Linked DNA regions of Homo sapiens: region 1 is linked to region 2. Evidence: read pairs that join two places in POLR2A ChIA-PET (ENCODE). Cell type or tissue: PC-9. All regions are shown on one strand. Links, peaks and the distances in the headings refer to the core of each region. The heading gives the core; the rest is flanking DNA. Region 1 overlaps PAICS (phosphoribosylaminoimidazole carboxylase and phosphoribosylaminoimidazolesuccinocarboxamide synthase). Region 2 holds the start of LOC124900707 (a long non-coding RNA gene).

Evidence for each region. ChIA-PET counts read pairs that join two places held together with the same protein. Peaks named below come from ENCODE experiments on the same cell type or tissue, not always from the same donor. Only the 100,000 strongest peaks of a DNase experiment are listed, where the experiment ranks them.
Region 1: POLR2A ChIA-PET joins it to region 2 with 8 read pairs; 2 of 35 experiments call an interaction of 5 or more read pairs at or near these places.

The regions. Positions count from the first base shown.
Region 1 is chr4:56,455,339-56,463,671 of GRCh38, reverse strand. PAICS (phosphoribosylaminoimidazole carboxylase and phosphoribosylaminoimidazolesuccinocarboxamide synthase) reads right to left here. Exons shown (of 9, transcript NM_001079524.2): 9 at 1-4,300. The coding sequence ends at 4,134. LOC124900706 (a long non-coding RNA gene) reads left to right here. Exons shown (of 2, transcript XR_007058126.1): 2 at 679-2,362. Among named protein-coding and RNA genes, the nearest start is that of SRP72, 8.1 kb to the left of the region's middle. RefSeq lists an enhancer at 3,475-4,674. In PC-9, for the core only: no CTCF peak of the experiment used is centred there; no DNase peak of the experiment used is centred there; H3K27ac peaks cover 1,871 bases.
Region 2 is chr4:56,303,448-56,311,780 of GRCh38, reverse strand. It overlaps CRACD (capping protein inhibiting regulator of actin dynamics), which reads right to left. Exons shown (of 11, transcript NM_001393381.1): 5 at 4,082-4,246; 6 at 1,047-1,115. LOC124900707 (a long non-coding RNA gene) reads right to left here and starts at 1,035. Exons shown (of 2, transcript XR_007058127.1): 1 at 712-1,035; 2 at 173-573. RefSeq lists an enhancer at 245-1,444. In PC-9, for the core only: no CTCF peak of the experiment used is centred there; a DNase peak (open chromatin) is centred at 4,200.

The DNA.
Region 1 (8,333 bases), core at 131-8,130, 150 kb before region 2:
GCCCAGGCTGGAGTGCAATGGTTCGATCTCAGCTCACCACAACCTCTGCCTTCCAGGTTCAAGCGATTCTCCTGCCTCAGCCTCCCGAGTAGTTGGAATTATAGGCATGCACCACCATGCCTGGCTAATTTTGTATTTTTAGTAAAGAGGGGGTTTCTCCATGTCAGTCAGGCTGGTCTTGAACTCCCGACCTCAGGTGATCTGCCCACCTCACCCTCCCAAAGTGCTGGGATTACAGGCGTGAGCCACTGCACCCAGCCTCATGTACAGTATCTTATGGTATCTTGTCAACTCAGAGGCAAGCAGAAGAAATAAGACGTGAGCCACCGCGCCCAGCCTCATGTACAGTATCTTATGGTATCTTATCAACTCAGAGGCAAGCAGAAGAAATATTTAGCTCCATTTTATAACTTGATTTCCATTCCACTATTTTCATTGTACTGCAATGTGAGATTAACAATTCCACCCCAAGTATTTGAGGTGTGGGAAGCTGGATGTAAAAACACCATTAAAAACAACTCTTTTCAATGGCTTTCTAAGGTTGGCTGGGCTGAAATGGCAGGTTGTGGATGCTCCGTGGCACATCACACTGCCCCTTTCTTCATATTAGAAATTAAATCAGCCGATGGCAATATTGAATTCCAGGTAATTTTCTTTCTTTCTTTTTTTTTGAAACAGAGTTTTGCTCTTGTTGCCCAGGCTGGAGTACAATGGCGCAACCTCGGCTCACCACAACCTCCGCTTCCCAGGTTCAAGCGATTCTCCTGCCTCAGCCTCCTGAGTCGCTGGGATTACAGGAATGTGCCACCATGCCCGGCTAGTTTTGTATTTTTATTAGAGACTGGGTTTCTCCATGTTGGTCAGGCTGGTCTCGAACTCCTGATCTCAGGTGATCCACCTGCCTCGGCCACCCAAAGTGCTGGGATTACAGGCATGAGCTACCATGCCCAGAGAATTCCAGGTAATTCTCATGGTGAATGAATTCCATTCATACTGTTGTTCTTCAGTCTGCCAAATGGATATTACATAACACATTTGTGTGCCATGATGGGCCTTACATATATTGACTCATGTAATTCTCACAACTTTATGAGGTGGTATTAGTCGCATTTTCATTTCATGAAATTGAGGCACAAAAAAATTAGACATGTTGAAGATCATACATCATCCCTCACCTGGGCTACAATAGCCTCTTAACTAATCTCTGCTTCTCCTCTTGTCCACACAACAGCCAGAGAACCTTTAAATATGTTAAGTATGTCAAGCCTCTGCTCAAACTGAGTTTTTCCTGTCACACTTCAGTGTGGCCTATAGGCCCTAAGTGATGTAGCCTTTGCTTATATTGTCTTCCACTCTCATCCTTGTTCACAGAGCTCTAGCAATTCTCATGTTTGGAGGTCCTCAAGGCAAAACTCAGCTTTATTTCCCATTCCCTTAGTATGGAAAGCTATTTCCCTATCTGTGTGTCTTGCTTTTACATCATTGCTCTGCTCTCCTCAAAAACCTTCCCCTCTTATCCCCATCACCGTCCTCATTTTGATTCTTCATATACATTTATCCTTTCCTGATTTTATACTGTTTACCTTTTTATGGTTTGTTTTCCCCTCTAAAACATAAGTTCCATCTGGACAAGGGCTTTGCTCAGTCCTATTTTCCTAGGCCCTAGAATCAAACCAGTATTGGGTGAATGGATACTGAATGAAGCTTTACCTAAGTGCTTTGTCTTTTACTTAGTTTCAGTGGTTAAATCTCAGAAAGCTTAACAGCAATTCTAAGCATGTCTTTATCATAAAAGGTTAAAAACTGTATTATTGGGATATTTTTTCTCTTTTTATGTTTACCTACAAGCCCGTAGAAAGTATAAATACTCAAAAGATAGCAGACCAGGTAGGCTTAAGTTACTTTTACAAAACAGTAGAAATACCTTCAAATATTTAGCACTGATGAACTTACTACTGAGGACATGTGGACTCTACTAAGAAACTAATGATGAAATTCATAATTGGGTGTGGTAGCACATGCACCCAGCTACTCGAGAGGCTGCAGCTTGAGTCCAGGAGTTCAAGGCTGCAGGGAGCCATAATCATGCCACTGCACTCCAGCCTGGGAGACAGTGAGAACTTGGCTCTTAAAAAAAAAAAGGAAAAAAAATTGATAACGACAATTTGTAATGGTCAGTCCTATCCACCAGTCTAAATGAAAGTTTAAAAATTTTCATATACTGCACAGAAGTAGATGGAGTCTTAATGCTAGGTAAGGGTAAACAAGCTGAAATAGCAGTCAGTGACTTCAGAGACCATGAAACCAAAGTTAATCTTCTAAGTCCTTTTAATTGTTCTTATAAACTAGCATAAGATATAAACTTAAGTAGTACACATGAGTTTTATAATTTACTAATCTCTGACAGATAGCTAAGCATAGCACATCAGAGCATAACACAGTGTGAGGGAAATAAAGTGTACAATGACATCTTCTATTCTGGACCTAATAATTCAATAGAGAAAGAACTACTTGTAGTCACTGTGGTTACAGAAGGTTTCATGGACAGCGAACATAAAGCTCTACTAGCTAACAAATAGGTCTTAATGATAAAAACGTGGGCCTTCAGAGAACTAAAGGTACCAATGTGTGGCAGTCCAAAATTACGAGGAAAATGAGTTCCCTTCATGGGTCACATCAGCAATTTTTTTTTTCCCCTTTTGAGACAGAGTCTTGCTCTGCTGCCCAGGTTGGAGTGCAGTGGCATGATCTAGGCTCACTGCAACCTCCGCCTCCCGGGTTCAAGCAATTCTCATGCCTCAGCCTCCCGAGTAGCTGGGATTACAGGTGCCTGTCATCACGGCTGGCTACTTTTTGTATTTTTAGTAGAGACAGGGTTTCACCATGTTGGCCAGGCTGGTCTCAAACTCCTGACCTCAAGTGATCTGCTTGCTTCAGCCTCCCGAAGTGCTGTGATCGTAGGTGTGAGCCACTGTGCCCAGCTACCTCATCAATTCTTAATCTATAAACCATGGATAGGCTTCGGGAGAACCCAAGAACCAATGAAATCTGTTGGTAAGTTTTATGTGTGCGGTTTTCTACAGAGAGGGTCAACAGCATGTATATTTTCAAAGAAGTCTGTGGTGCAAAAGAGAGTTTATTGTTAGAAGTCCTTGGGCAATCAACTTGGAAAAGGGTGGATTGAGAATGGGGGCTGTCTAGATCAGGATAATGTTGAATTTGACCCTCACTTGAGGCTTTTGTACAGAGGATGAGAAGACGGTAAATTCAAGGGTTAATCAGAAATTAACACCAACATGACTTGGTGATGAGTGAGATGTGAAACGTGAGAAAAACATCAATGATGAAATCAAGCTTCTGACTTGCAACAGTGAGTATACCAAGAGCTACAGGCTTGGAAGATGAATAAAGTTGGGAGCATTCTGTTTTTTCATGAGTGCCCATGGGACAGACAGGGAGAAATGGACAGTTGAAAGTACAAGTCTAGACAGGCACAGTGGCTCATGTCTGTAACCCTAGCACTTTGGGAGGCTGAGATAGGAGAATTACTAGGGTTCAGGAGTTTGAGACGAACCTGGGTGACATAGTGAGAGCTCATCTCTACAAAAAATAAAATTAGCTCGGCATGGTGCTGCAAGATTATAGTCCCTGTTAGTCGAGAGGCTGAGGTGGGAGAACTGCTTGAGCCCAGGAGGGAAAGCAGCAGTGAACTGAGATCACGCCACTGCACTCCAGCCTGGGCGACAGTGAGACCCTGTCTCAAAAAAAAAAAAAAAAATGCAAGTCTGGAGAAATATAGCTGGGAGTCAGTAATGCCAGTTTTAGCTGAGGGAGTTAAGATCATTTAATCAGTGTTAAGGAAGAAACTCAATAGTAGTGACCACCAATACTTAAGGAAAAAGGATAAAGTAAGAGGAATGATAAAGGCTGGCTGAAATATCTTGGTGTCTAGCCTAAGAAAGGAGGGGTTAGATGCTCATGTTTATTAATATGGATCTAGAGAAGCATTTATTCACTAATACATTTTATTTGTGTTCTCTAATTTAAAATTACCTTTTCATCTTGCTTGATTTTCCTTCAGCTAAATTAGAAATTTGTAGTTTTTCCCCTAAAAAATTCAATGGCATTCTTTCTTATAAATTACATTCTCTGATTTTCTTGTCAGCCTGCTTCAAGGAAATCCATGTGTTCAAAATGCTTGCTCGCAGTTTGCTCCATACCAAATGGTTGCTTAACCCAAATATCTGAGCAGCAAATTGAGCTGATCCTTCTGGAGAAAGTACGGTTGAACAGCCAAGACCTATTGGTTCAGCAAGGAAAAGACAGAAAATTGAGCTCAATTAGTAATGAAAATACAACCTTACAAAAAATTTTATACTCAGAGCAGTCCTGCCACAGAAAATAAAAAGCTACTGCATTATTCTAATCTAAAGTAGAATCTGTACAACTGTCTTTAATACCGGAGTGGTAAAGTGATTACAAGAGGAAAAGCAGTCAGTATTACCTGCCATGAAGAGATATTTTATATATATCATCTATCACCCTTCTTATAGAACTCACTTACAAAGAAACTTATCTTTTTGAAACTTCTGTTCACATACACTATCCCTTTCAATCCCTGGCGAAGAACAACTGAAGCAAAATAAGGGTCAAGGTAAGAGTACAAAAGTACCTGTTCTTAGACAAACTTGAGCTATGTTGTTTTGACAGTTTTCTAGCTAATCTTTCTATCTGCATTTGAACTATTTTAATATTTTTGAGCAGTAAAAGTCAAATCCGTAGAATAATTTTAGGAAATGTCAAGTTATAAATAAATATTAATAAGATCCAAGACAGCAGAATAAAAAAGTAACATCCTAGGGGCCACATGTCTGCTCAGGCAGAGTGTCTTGAGGTGGTACTATTATGTCTAGTGTTTGCTAGAATCAGGGGTACTATTATGTCTAGTGTTTGCTATAGTTCCAAAAGCTCGATTTTCCCGATATTCTTGGAATTCATCAGGCTCTTTGACTCCCATTATCCACAAGAACAGAGTCAAATACAAATCACAAGGCCAATTTACTAATTTGTATTAATACGTTATTTTATGGAGCTCCACCCCTTAATATGTGGTATTGGTCAAGTTACTTCACGTTAATTTATTCTCCTCTTCTGTGAGAAGGGAATTTTAACTAGTAGCTACCTGATGTGACACTTCAATGAGTTAATAACATAGATAAAGTGCTTAGAGCATTGCCTGGTACACAGTATGTGCTCCAAGAATGTCAACCACTATTGTTAGCACGCTAGGTAGAGTGCTCCACTCTAATATTTGAAATAACCTGTGCCTCCTGCCCAGGACTCCCTTTCTGGTAAAAGAATAGCTTAAATTGCAGAAAAAAAAAAAAAAGTTATCTAGTGAGCATGACATCAGAGATGAGAAATATGGGCGGTCTTCAGGATTTTACACAGGTTACTGTAAAACTACTCCTCAAAAGATTATCCCCAATTCTAGTGATCATTATGTACAAGTCTTCCAGATTATTTGTCACTCCTGAAACAACACTACTATAAAAACTGCCAATTTTTTGCTTATCATGCTCCCCTTTTGTAAGCTCCATGGGTATCTATACAATTCCTCTGGCATAAATTTGGTTACAGCTTTATTTGTAGCCGCTGATTTTTAGCTTGAGACATTTGTATAATCACATCTTGTTAAAGATAGCTTAGGCACAAAATTTAATTCTCAGAGCCTATAAAAACAGTAAAGGAAATAGGCATGAACACACAAGGCCAGATAACAGCAGTAACATTTTGGCAACTGAAAGGCAAACACAGTGGTAGCTAAGTTAGCAGACCAAGAAAACTTAATCAAAATTAGCTGGCATGGTGGTGCATGCCTGTGATTTCAGCTACTTGGGAGGCTGAGGCAGGAGAATCGCTTGAACCTGGGAGGCGGAGGTTGCGCCATTGCATTCTAGCCTGGGCAACAGGAGCGAAACTCCATTTAAAAAAAAAAAAAAAAAAAAACTTAATTCTAAACTGAAAGCAGGGAAAGATGAGAAGCAACATGACTGACATTACAGAACTCCCCCAAAGGGTGACTGACTAAATTAGTGGCACCAGATACCTTTGGAAGGGAATAGGGACTAAGAAGAAGATGACTGACTCGAAGTCTAAGAAGAAGCTAGGTCCTCAAATCTCCTTCCCCACTCCATCTACCTGAGTAACTGCCTCTTTAAAGCACTGTAGCAATTTTTTTCTTTTTAAACATTATTTTTTTCTGAGACACGGTCTCGCTCTGTCATCCGGAGTGCAGTGGTGCAATCACGGCTCACTGCTGCCTCAACTTCCCAGGCTCCAGTGATCATCCCACCTTGGCTTCCCAAGTAGCTGGGACCACAGGCGTGTGCCACCATGCCTAGCTAATTTTTGTATTTATGGTAGAGATGGGGTTTCGCCAGGTTGCCTAGGCTGAGCTCAGGCAATCCACCAATCTCTGCCTCCCAAAGTGTTGGGATTATAGGCATGAGCCACCAAGCCAGGCCTTTAATTTTTCTGAAGGTAAAACAGACTTCAGTCTTGGCGTCTTTGAACTAGGGGACGCCAGGCACAGACAACTTTTGTTCTCTGAGTAATTCTGGTCAACACTTAAGAAAATACCTAGACACTAATGTGAGGGGTTGTTTGAAGAACAATCCCTACCAGATACACCCCACAGTGAAGCCCAATTTTGACACGGACCACCCACTTGAAGTTTCCAATTGTTTTTTATAGTATTCCACTCTTAAAAGCGCAAACAGCCAAGGATTACCAGACAGCTGAAGAAAGTAACTATATGCAACAGACTATAATCATCTCCAGAGAACAAAAAAGAGCTTTTGGAAATTTAAAAACATACAAACACAAACAACAACAACAACAAAAACCCAGAAAACAAAAACCAAAAGAAATATAAAAACATTGTGTAAAAAAAAAAAAAAAAACCCCAGAGGCAGTGGTTCCTACCCAATCCCAACACTTTGGGAGGCTGAGGTGGGAAGATTGCTTGAGTCCAGGAGTTCAGGACAAGCCTGGACAACATACGGAGTGCCCATCTCTACAAAAAGTAAAAAAATTAACCAGGTGTGATGGTGTGGGCCTGTAGTCATAGCTACTTGGGAGTTTGAGGTGGGCGGATCACATGAGCCCGGGGAGTTCAAGGGTCCAGTGAGATATGATCATGCCACTGTGCTCCCACCTGGGCAACAGAGCAAGACCCTGTGTCAAAACAAACAAAAAACACCTGTATCCAAAATGAAGGCCGGGCACAGTGGCTGACGCCCATAACCTCAGCACTTTGGGAGGCCAGGGCAGGCAGATCACCTGAGGTCAAGAGTTCGAGACCAGCCTGGCCAACATGGTGAAACCACATCTCCACTAAAAATACAAAAATTAGCCAGGCGTGGTGGTGCATACCTATAATCCCAGGTACTCAGGAGGTTGAGGCACGAGAACCGCTTGAACCTGGGAGGCGGAGGCTGCAGTAAGCTGAGATTGCGCCATTGCACTCCAGCCTGGGCAAGAGAGCCCGACTCCGTCTCAAGAAAAAAAAGAAAAACTCAATAGAAGGGTTGGAATGTAAAATTTAGGAAATATTCCAGAAAGTATACCAACAAGACAAACAAGTAGAATAGAAATCAAGGGAAGCCCAAATTTATTCAAATTCAAAAATGAGAAGAGAGAATATGGAGGGGTATGAAAATTAAATAATTCAAGGAAAATGGGGACTAAGAAATCAGAATTTCAGATTAAAAGAGCTCACCGAAAGTCCATAATGAAAACAGACTCAGCACATCACATCTGTGTAAAATTTAAGAACAATGAAAACAGACAAAAGATCCTGAAAGATTCCAGAGAGAAACAAAATTCATAAGAAACCTAGAATCAGACTGGTGGAAAAGCAATGGAGTCCTCAACTGTGGATGCTAGGAGACAGTGGAGTAATAATGCTCCCAAAATTCCAAAGCAAAATGATTTTCAGCATAGGATTCTATTTCTAAACTATCAAGTATAGGGCTTCAATATACACATTTTAGATACACAAGGTATCAAAATTTACCTTTTGTATTCTTTTGCCCCCAAGTTCAAGAATGTACTCCAACAAAATAAAAATAAACCAAGTAAGGGGAAAACATGGGAGATCCAAGCCTAGAGAAAGGCAAAATGAGTCTCCAAAATTATGGTAAAGGGGGATCCTAAGACAACAGCAGTACAGGATGCCTAGAGAGAAGCCAGTCCACTGGACCAGGTTGGAGGGCTCAAAGACTTAATATACTTGACACATATCAAGACTGGATATATACAGATATGAG
Region 2 (8,333 bases), core at 62-8,061:
TTATTTGTTTGTTTCTGCTGTAGGCATGGAGTGGTGAGGTTTAGCAGATGGGCTTGCTTTTTGCAATTATCTTCTATATGCACAAAAGATGAAAGACCAAGCAGCTAGCTCTAAAAGCAAAATGGATGCTCAGTATATATTAATTTATGACAAGAAGCACAGAAAAATCAAGTTTTGGCCTTCTAGCTTTCATTTATTTATGGTTATCTTTATAATGGGCATGAGATTCTAAGCTATTGCTGAATGAAACATTTGTTTCCATCCCCTAATAGATGCATGAGAAAAAGGAGTCGGAGCCAAATGTGACAGATTGAAGACATAGATAAGCACTTGATGCTGAGATTTAAGTGCTGTGCTTTGTTTCTAGCTATCCCAGCTGGCTTCCTCATTGTCTGGGCGGCAGCACTGTCTTGAGCCATCCCCTTCTTCAGGAGCAGATCCTGCTTCCTATACTGTCTGCCAGGCCTTGGGAGAATGCCTGGCCCCTTGTGCAGATGAAAGGTCCTCAATGGGGCAGATCGGCTCCTACAGAAGAGGTGCCCGGGGAGAAGAGTCCACAGGGTTCTTACACTCCTGCAGGTAAAGTCCCAGGTTTAAAAAAAAGGACACAGAAAAGTTTAAAAAACAACATAAAAGTAGAGAAATGCTAAAGTGCTTTTTTGTTTTGTTTTTGTTTTGCCTCTCTAAATATAAGAGGACTCGTTTCCTTACAGACTGGATATTCTGGAATGCCTTTTTCAATCAATTAACAGGATCTTGAAGTACATGATCCTTTGAGGAAAGCTACCAACTTCTAGGACCCCAAACACAGGCATGCTGGGAGTATGGCTAGTTTTCAGAGCAGAGTTCAGTTCCAGCAGTTGCCTTGCCATGGAAACAGATGCTCCAACATCTGTCACTAGTGGCATTCTGAAGGAATTTAAATATATGAAGGCAACATTTATGAATGGAAAATGAGGCAGCAGGTCGCAAAAAAAAAAAAGGGGGGGGGAAGATGAAAGTTAAGTAAGGAAAGAAGCCAAATAAATAAGTTCAAATCATATTACCTTCTCTTCCATCTCACTTCCAGCTCCAGGGAGATTCAGAGGACTTAGAGAACTTGGCGTATCACTGGACTGGAACAGTAAGAGAGCATTCAAGTCAAAGGCCTGAACAGGAAGTTCTGGGCAAATAACCAGACACTGTCTGTGCCTGGGTAGGGTCACCCCCTCCTCTACACAGGGGTGCAGCTGGCCTCAGAGAGCCAGCAGGTGTCCCAGTGGAGACTATGCTAATATCCAAACTCCACCAGCACTACCTGAGACACAGAGGGTGCACCAGCCTCTCCCCGAGTTCAATGTGTTTCCCACCTGGGTAGTCCCCAGTCTCGGTCATTTGTGTTTTTCTCCACTGCCTGACAGAATGTGAGTAGCTCAACAGCCACTTTCCCTGGGGTGCAGGGCTGTGTCTCATACATGGCCTCCAACCTCAATGCTTTTGGCCTTGCTGGCTGCCTCTCCCCTTCTCCAGCCACACCTCCCCCATCTAAGCAATGAGTGAGAAGAAAGAAGGCCTACCAACTCCACATGCAAAGAGCTGGGCTGAGAAGGTGAAAGACCAGGGAGGGGCCAAGAAAACAGCAGAAAGGGAGAAGAAAAAGGCTAAAGATTCACACCCCCATGTCCTAGGCATGCCCAGGAGACCCCCAGAGGTCATTTGTACCTTTCATATGGCCCACTATGCCTCCTATAGTGGTATCTTCTTTTTCTTTTTTTTTTTTTTTGAGACAGGGTCTCACTTTGTCTCCCAGGCTGGAGTACAGCTGTACAGTCACAGCTCACTGTAGCCTAGAACTCCTGGGCTCAAGCCTCAGCCACTCAGGTAGCTGGGACTAGAGGCATGTGCCACGTCTGGCTAACTTTTTACTTTATATATATATATTTTTTTTGAGACAAAGTCTTGCTCTGTCGCCCAGTCTGGAGTACAGTGCCGTGATCTCAGCTCACTGCAACCTCTGCCTCCTGGCTTCAAGCTATTCTGCAGCCTCAACCTCCCGAGTAGCTGGGATTACAGGCATGCGCCACCGCATCCGGCTAATTTTTGTATTTTTAGTAGAGATGGGGTTTCACCATATTGGCCAGGCTGATCTCGAACTCCTGAGTTCAGGTGACCCGCCCACCTCGGCCTCCCAAAGTGCTGGGATTACAGGCATGAGCCACCACGCCCAGCCTATTTTATAATTTTTGTAGAGATGAGGTCTCTACAAAATGTTGCCCAGGTTGTTCTCAAACTCCTGGCATCAAGTGATCCTCCCACCTCAGCCTCACAAAGTGCTGGCATTATAGGTATGAGCCATACTGCCTGGCCCCTGCGACACCATCTATCCTGTATTGCCATTTCTTACAAAAGAGTCTTTTCTTCCCTTCCAGAGCAACCATGTCAGCTTGCCCTACCTCCGTCTGTTCTCCACACCACACTTAGAAGAATCTTCAGAAAATACAAATCAGATTATGTCACTGCTCTGCTTAAAATTACTCAGAGGCTTCCTATTATCTTCCAAATAGAATTTACCCTTTTCCCATGGTCTATACAATCCGGCTTGGCACCTCTCTCTACCCTCCCCTTGCTCCCACTAGGGTCCTGCTACACTCCTCACCCAAATAAGAGACCTCTCCACCACCAAGTTACTCACTTTTCCATTACCCTGTTTTATTTTCTGTGCAGCCAGCATTTTTCTTGATCTGAAATGATTCTATTTATATACTGGTTGACTTGTTTGTTGTTTGTTACACCCTCTCATTAGGGTGTAAACTACAGAGATGGGGGGCCCCTTGTAGAATCTTGCTCACCTCTGTAATACCCATATCTGAGACAGAGCCTGCTGAACAAACAATCCCCCAGGCCACAGTGCCCAGCACTTATGAGCTCATCAATAACTGTGAGGACATTTGCTTCAGATCTCAGGATACCCCTGCACCAAGGCGATGGCTGTTGCTTCTGCCTAGCACTGGAGAGGTTGGGAAGAGCAATTTTAGAGCTGCCGGGAGAGATGGGCCCATCCCTGCTTGACCTACCACACAAAGGGTGTCAATGCGTGGGTGCCAGGTGTCACAATGGGCAACAGGGGAGGAATGTCCTTTTTCACATCCCTTCCTCACTTGCCTCTGCAAATCACTCGTCTTTCTCACTACTCTCATGACACATCAGTTGATAATGCATGATTTCTTCTGAGACATGCCCATTTTAATAACACCCAACAAAATTCCAGGGGTCTTGATAGGCAGAGCCTAGAGAATGGGTTTTTTTTTTGTTTGTTTTTTCATTTTTTTTTTTAAAGTGAAACCCCAGTGCCTCACCTAGAGAATTCCTGACTCGCTACTGGTTGGACTTTGCTCCTTTTTCCCTAAGAGGTCTAAGGGCATCTTTTCTGCTGCTTTGGAAGAACTCTCATTTCAGGATATGCTCAAAGTGTCAAGAGATCAAATTTAGACAGGATGGTGCTGGAATGTGACTTTCTTTCCAGACTAGGTACTCTTCAAGTTGGCCTGTTTGATGTCTTCTATCTCATGGAGCCCCTACGCATTTCTTTTTTCATTTCCCTTTAAATTAGTCCACTTGGACAAATAATTAGGCAGTACTGCAAAGCAGGCAGTGGCTCAGTCCTAGGGAGACAAAGATGTGTCAGACCCAGTTTGTTCTCAAGGAATCCCATGTTTAGAGATGGAGAGAAAACAGTTACATGGACATAGATAGGGAGAACAGACGTGTGAAAAATGGTAAAGACACACAGCAAAGGCACAAGAAGACAGTACAGCTTGGGGTGAGGCCAGGTACGGCTTCCCAGAAGAGGTAGGCATAAGCCTTGAAGGGTAAGTGAAAGACACTGGGAAGACCGCCTGCAAAGGGCTTGTCTCCTCTTCCTCCCTGTCCTCTTCACTGGCTACAGGTCAGGACACCTACCAGGAAGTGCCCTCAAGCCCTGAGCTACTCATGAGAAAAGCTCCTCCCTCTAATTCCCCTGCTGCAGACCCCAGGGTTACTGGAGGCCCAATGTCCTGCCCTGGTTTATGAGCCATCAAGTCATTCCCTGGAGGAGACTTACCTTGTTCTCTGCGTCTGAGAGGACGATGTCCTGCTGAGTCACAATTTCCATGGGACTGGTCAGGAACAGATCCTCTTCTAAGCTAGCCTCTCCACTGTTTGCCTTATTCATGGGAATGGCATTGGGTGACCGCTGCCCAAACTTGATATTCTTGCCCAACTGTTGCTGGAGAGAAACAGAAGAAAGACATTCTGAAGCAGTGAAGCAGTTCACAACCACCACAACCAGGTTCTCCAGCATGTCTAGTGAGCACTGAGGCATACCTTGTGCACAACTGATTTCTAGACTCAACACCATGCCAGGAAACCATGATGCCATCCTGTAATAAGTTAATTTGTTTTCCACTTTCTTCTCTTTTCTTTTTTTTTCTTTCCCACCTTCAAGCCATGAGCTTTTTCATCCAGCCACCTCTTTCATGGAGATCCCAACATTTCCCAGTGGGCATGGTGGCCACATTTTCTGAACCAAAAGTTGGGATATATGTTATGACAAAAATTTTTCATTAACCTATAAATTCATTTACATAAAAAGTCTCTTAAAAGTGCAAAAAAAATTATAGAAAACAGTTACATGAAATGTAGGAACCACTGAGGGAAATCAAGACCCTAAAGGTTGGTGCAACTCTCCAGCCCCTTTGGGACATATTCACTTTGAAGATTTATACTTCCGCAGCCTTCCTCACCAGCCCTTAGCTTGAGACCCCAAACCAGAACATTGCATTCTGCCACACTGGGTCGCTGCCAAGGCAAAGAAGGCCCCAGGGCCAGCAAGTCTTTCCATGATCAATACTAAAACCCTATAAAGGATAGGAACAATCTGGACGTCCTCTTTGCCTTGCTGTGGCCACCTAACCGTGACAAAGGAGACAGAGGAACCAAATGGGGAAAAGCCAGGGAGGGACTGACTACTGGTGAGTGGTGGCTAGAAGGACAGGGAAAAGGGAGGGGAAAATGGGGTAGAAATTCGGAAGATTAAATAGTATTTGCAAGTAGAGGAAGGCCAGATTAGAAAAGCAAAAATGTCTCCAGAAGTTGCCCAAAGTCCCCTGGGGGGTAAAATTGCCCCCAGCTGAGAACCACTGCTCTAGACCTAGGTCCTTGGGTTACATAGTCATTATATTCCTCAAAGAATATATTTTCTGAAATGTTCATCTTTCTCTGTTTGTTTGTTTGTTTGTTTGTTTGTTTGAGACACGGTCTCGCTCTGTTGCCCAGGCTGGAGTGCAGTGGCCCAATTTTGGCTCATTGCAACCTTGAATTCCCAGGTTCAGATGATTCTCCCATGCTCAGGTGATCCTCCCACCTCAGCCTTCCAAGTAGCTGGGATTACAGGCATGCACCACCACAGCCAGCTAACTTTTGTATTTTTTGTAGAGATGGGGTTTCAACAAGTTGCCCAGGCTGGTCTCAAACTCCTGGTCTCAAGCAATCCGCCCACCTCGGCCTCCCAAAGTGCTGGGATTACAGGCATGAGCCACCACACCTGGCCTGATATTTATCTCTAATCTGGCTAATATTTAACCCCACAGAGCTGCAAAAAGCCATAGCAATCACCTACTCCAAACCCCTCACTTTGCAAAAAATGTCTGAGGCCCAGTGGAGAGAGGTGACTGGCCCAAGCTTACGGAAAGAATGAGTGGCTCAAAAGGAATCTGAACTCAGGTCTTTTAAAAATAACATTCAGTGTTGTTTTCATTGTACTCCACTGGTGCTCATAAATTTGACTTTGTACTTCTTTCTTCCAGGGGCAGAAATAAAGAGGCAGAGTATTTCTAATACTTCAATGATGTTCCCTGGCGCAAGAATCCCTTGAGGGAAATGTCTTCTCTCCCTTTGAACTCAGCGGTACCAAAACCACCCACCTTTGCCCAGCTCCCCCTCAGCCTTGCACAGTGGGCAGTGAGACTGCAGAGATATAATAGAGATAAGCCCAAGGGTCCCCTCCACATGCCCCCTGGGGACCCCAGCATGCCAAGTCAGGAGCACAGCCAGGCAAGGGCTTGTATGCCTGGCTCTCCCAGCCTCACAGGACAGGAGCACACATGAAAAGCCAAGTTCAGCAAGGGAAGTACAGCGTCAGCAGCCTGGAAGGGTTGTGGGGAGGAGAAGGCTGAAAAGGGTGTCTTCTAAAAACAAGTCCAACAGGAAGTGGCAGGTAGTATCTATCTACTCTAAGCAAATCAATAAGCAGGCATGGTTAGAACAGCCAATGGATGGAGTTAGACAAGAGGACATGGAATAACAAGGTAACAGGCCCATTTCACCCTGCAGCCTTGGGAGAGGGGGTGGGGACCTGTGCAGAAGAATGGTTCCTGTGTCCGCCCAGCCCAGCCTTCTCTAGGAGTGTTGGCCAAGAACTGGAAACTGTTCTAAATCCCCTTAGATTGAGACATGTCCTGGTGGGAGGGTCTGCTTTTTACCAATGCTGAGATGAGGACATTTCTTGTGCTTACAGTGGAAAGGATAATTCCTTTTTTTCTGAGACAGGGTCTCTTTCTGTCGCACAGGCTAGAGTGCAGTGGCATGATCATAGCTCACTGCAGCCTGGATGTCCTGGGCTCAAGTGATCCTCCTGCCTTAGCCTCCCAAGTAGCTAGGACCACATGCATCGACCACCACACCTGGCTAATTTTCAGATTTTCTTGTAGTGACGGGGTCTCACCATGATGCCCAGGCTCGTCTCAAACTCCTGGGCTCCACTGATCCTCCTGCATTAGGCTCCCAAGGTGCTGGGATTACAGGTATGAACCACTGCACCCCGCTGGAAAGGATAATTCTTTAATGAATTTCCAAGGAGGACCTGGCCTAACACTCTAATACCATTTAATTAGGATTTTTGCCATCATCACACACACAAAAATTGAATATACTTAAACTTTACTTCATTTTAAATTTTTTAAATTAAATTTTATTTTTTTAGAGTTGGGGTCTCCTTCTGTTGCCCAGGCTAAAGTGCAGTAGTGCCATCATAGCTCACTGCAGCCTCAAACTCCTGGGCTCAAGGAATTCTCCCACCTCAGCCTCCTAAATAGGTGGGACTACAGATGCACACCACCATGCCCAACTAATTTTTAAAATTTTTGTAGAGGTGGGTGGGGTCTTGCTATGTTGCTCAGGCTGGTCGGGAACTCCTAGACTCAAGCAGTCCTCCTGCCTCCGCCTCCCGAAGTGCTGGCATTACAGGCATGAGCCATCACACCTGGCCTGTTTTACTTCATTAGAGCCCTTGTTATAATACTCATGTTGGTCCATCCTGATGCTTAAGAGACAAAAAAAGAATAAGGCAAAATGTAATCACAGTCTGAATTGAAATAATGTCCAAAGATGGAATGACTATTATATCTACAAACAGAAAAGAGAACATGGAAAGAAAAAAAAAAAAAAAAAAGGAATAAGAACAGGAAAAAGAAGGTGCCTGGTGCAAAGCAGAGAAATGAAAAGAGTAATGTTAGGAAGTGAAGTTGAGAATTAAAGAGGCAATTCGAGAGGAAGGGACAGGGAACAGAGAAAATGCATAGGCAAGAAGAGGGAGCAGGGCCCAGGAAGAGCAGACCAGCTGCAGTTACAACAGCTGGGGGATGTTGGCAGGGGAGGGCAGAGGGAGAAGAGGCAGAGGGAGGGAGGGAAGCAGAATGTATCTATCACGTATGTCACAGATATGTTCATCCTGGCAAAATCAGCATCATGCTGTTGCCTTTTAGAATGAAAGTGTGCATCTTAGTAAAGAAATTGACTTGAAATCCCCCCAGAGAAAACAAACTCAGGCTGGTGGCTGGGGAACTTAGGAAGAGAAACTGCGATGAAAGAGGAGAATGGTGGCTGTGACGAAGAGGAGGGCTACAGTTTCTATGTCCAGACGAAGCACTGTCCTCGAAGACATGCCCTACAGCCATCTGGGATGAGACAGTGGACCCAGGCCAGGGCAGGACTCAGGGTCCGACGCATGGTGCTCAGTCCTCAGGTACCCAAGGCCAAGGCCAAGGCCTCGCCCCTACAGGCTCTCCCTGTGGTACCTCCTCCGAATGCTTCCTTCAGCCAACTCAGAGGAGACTGGTTGTTAGGACATTTTGTGTGATTTATTGTATCAACAATTAAGTTTACTGCTCACACCTGTTTGACAATCTCAGGTGTCATGTGAATTGACTATGTGGATAAATGTGTCTTTTTTGTTACTTTAATTCTGCCCACTACTCAGGCATTGTCATGAGAGGAACTATGAAATAAACAATCACTGAAAACCAGACTGTTAAGAT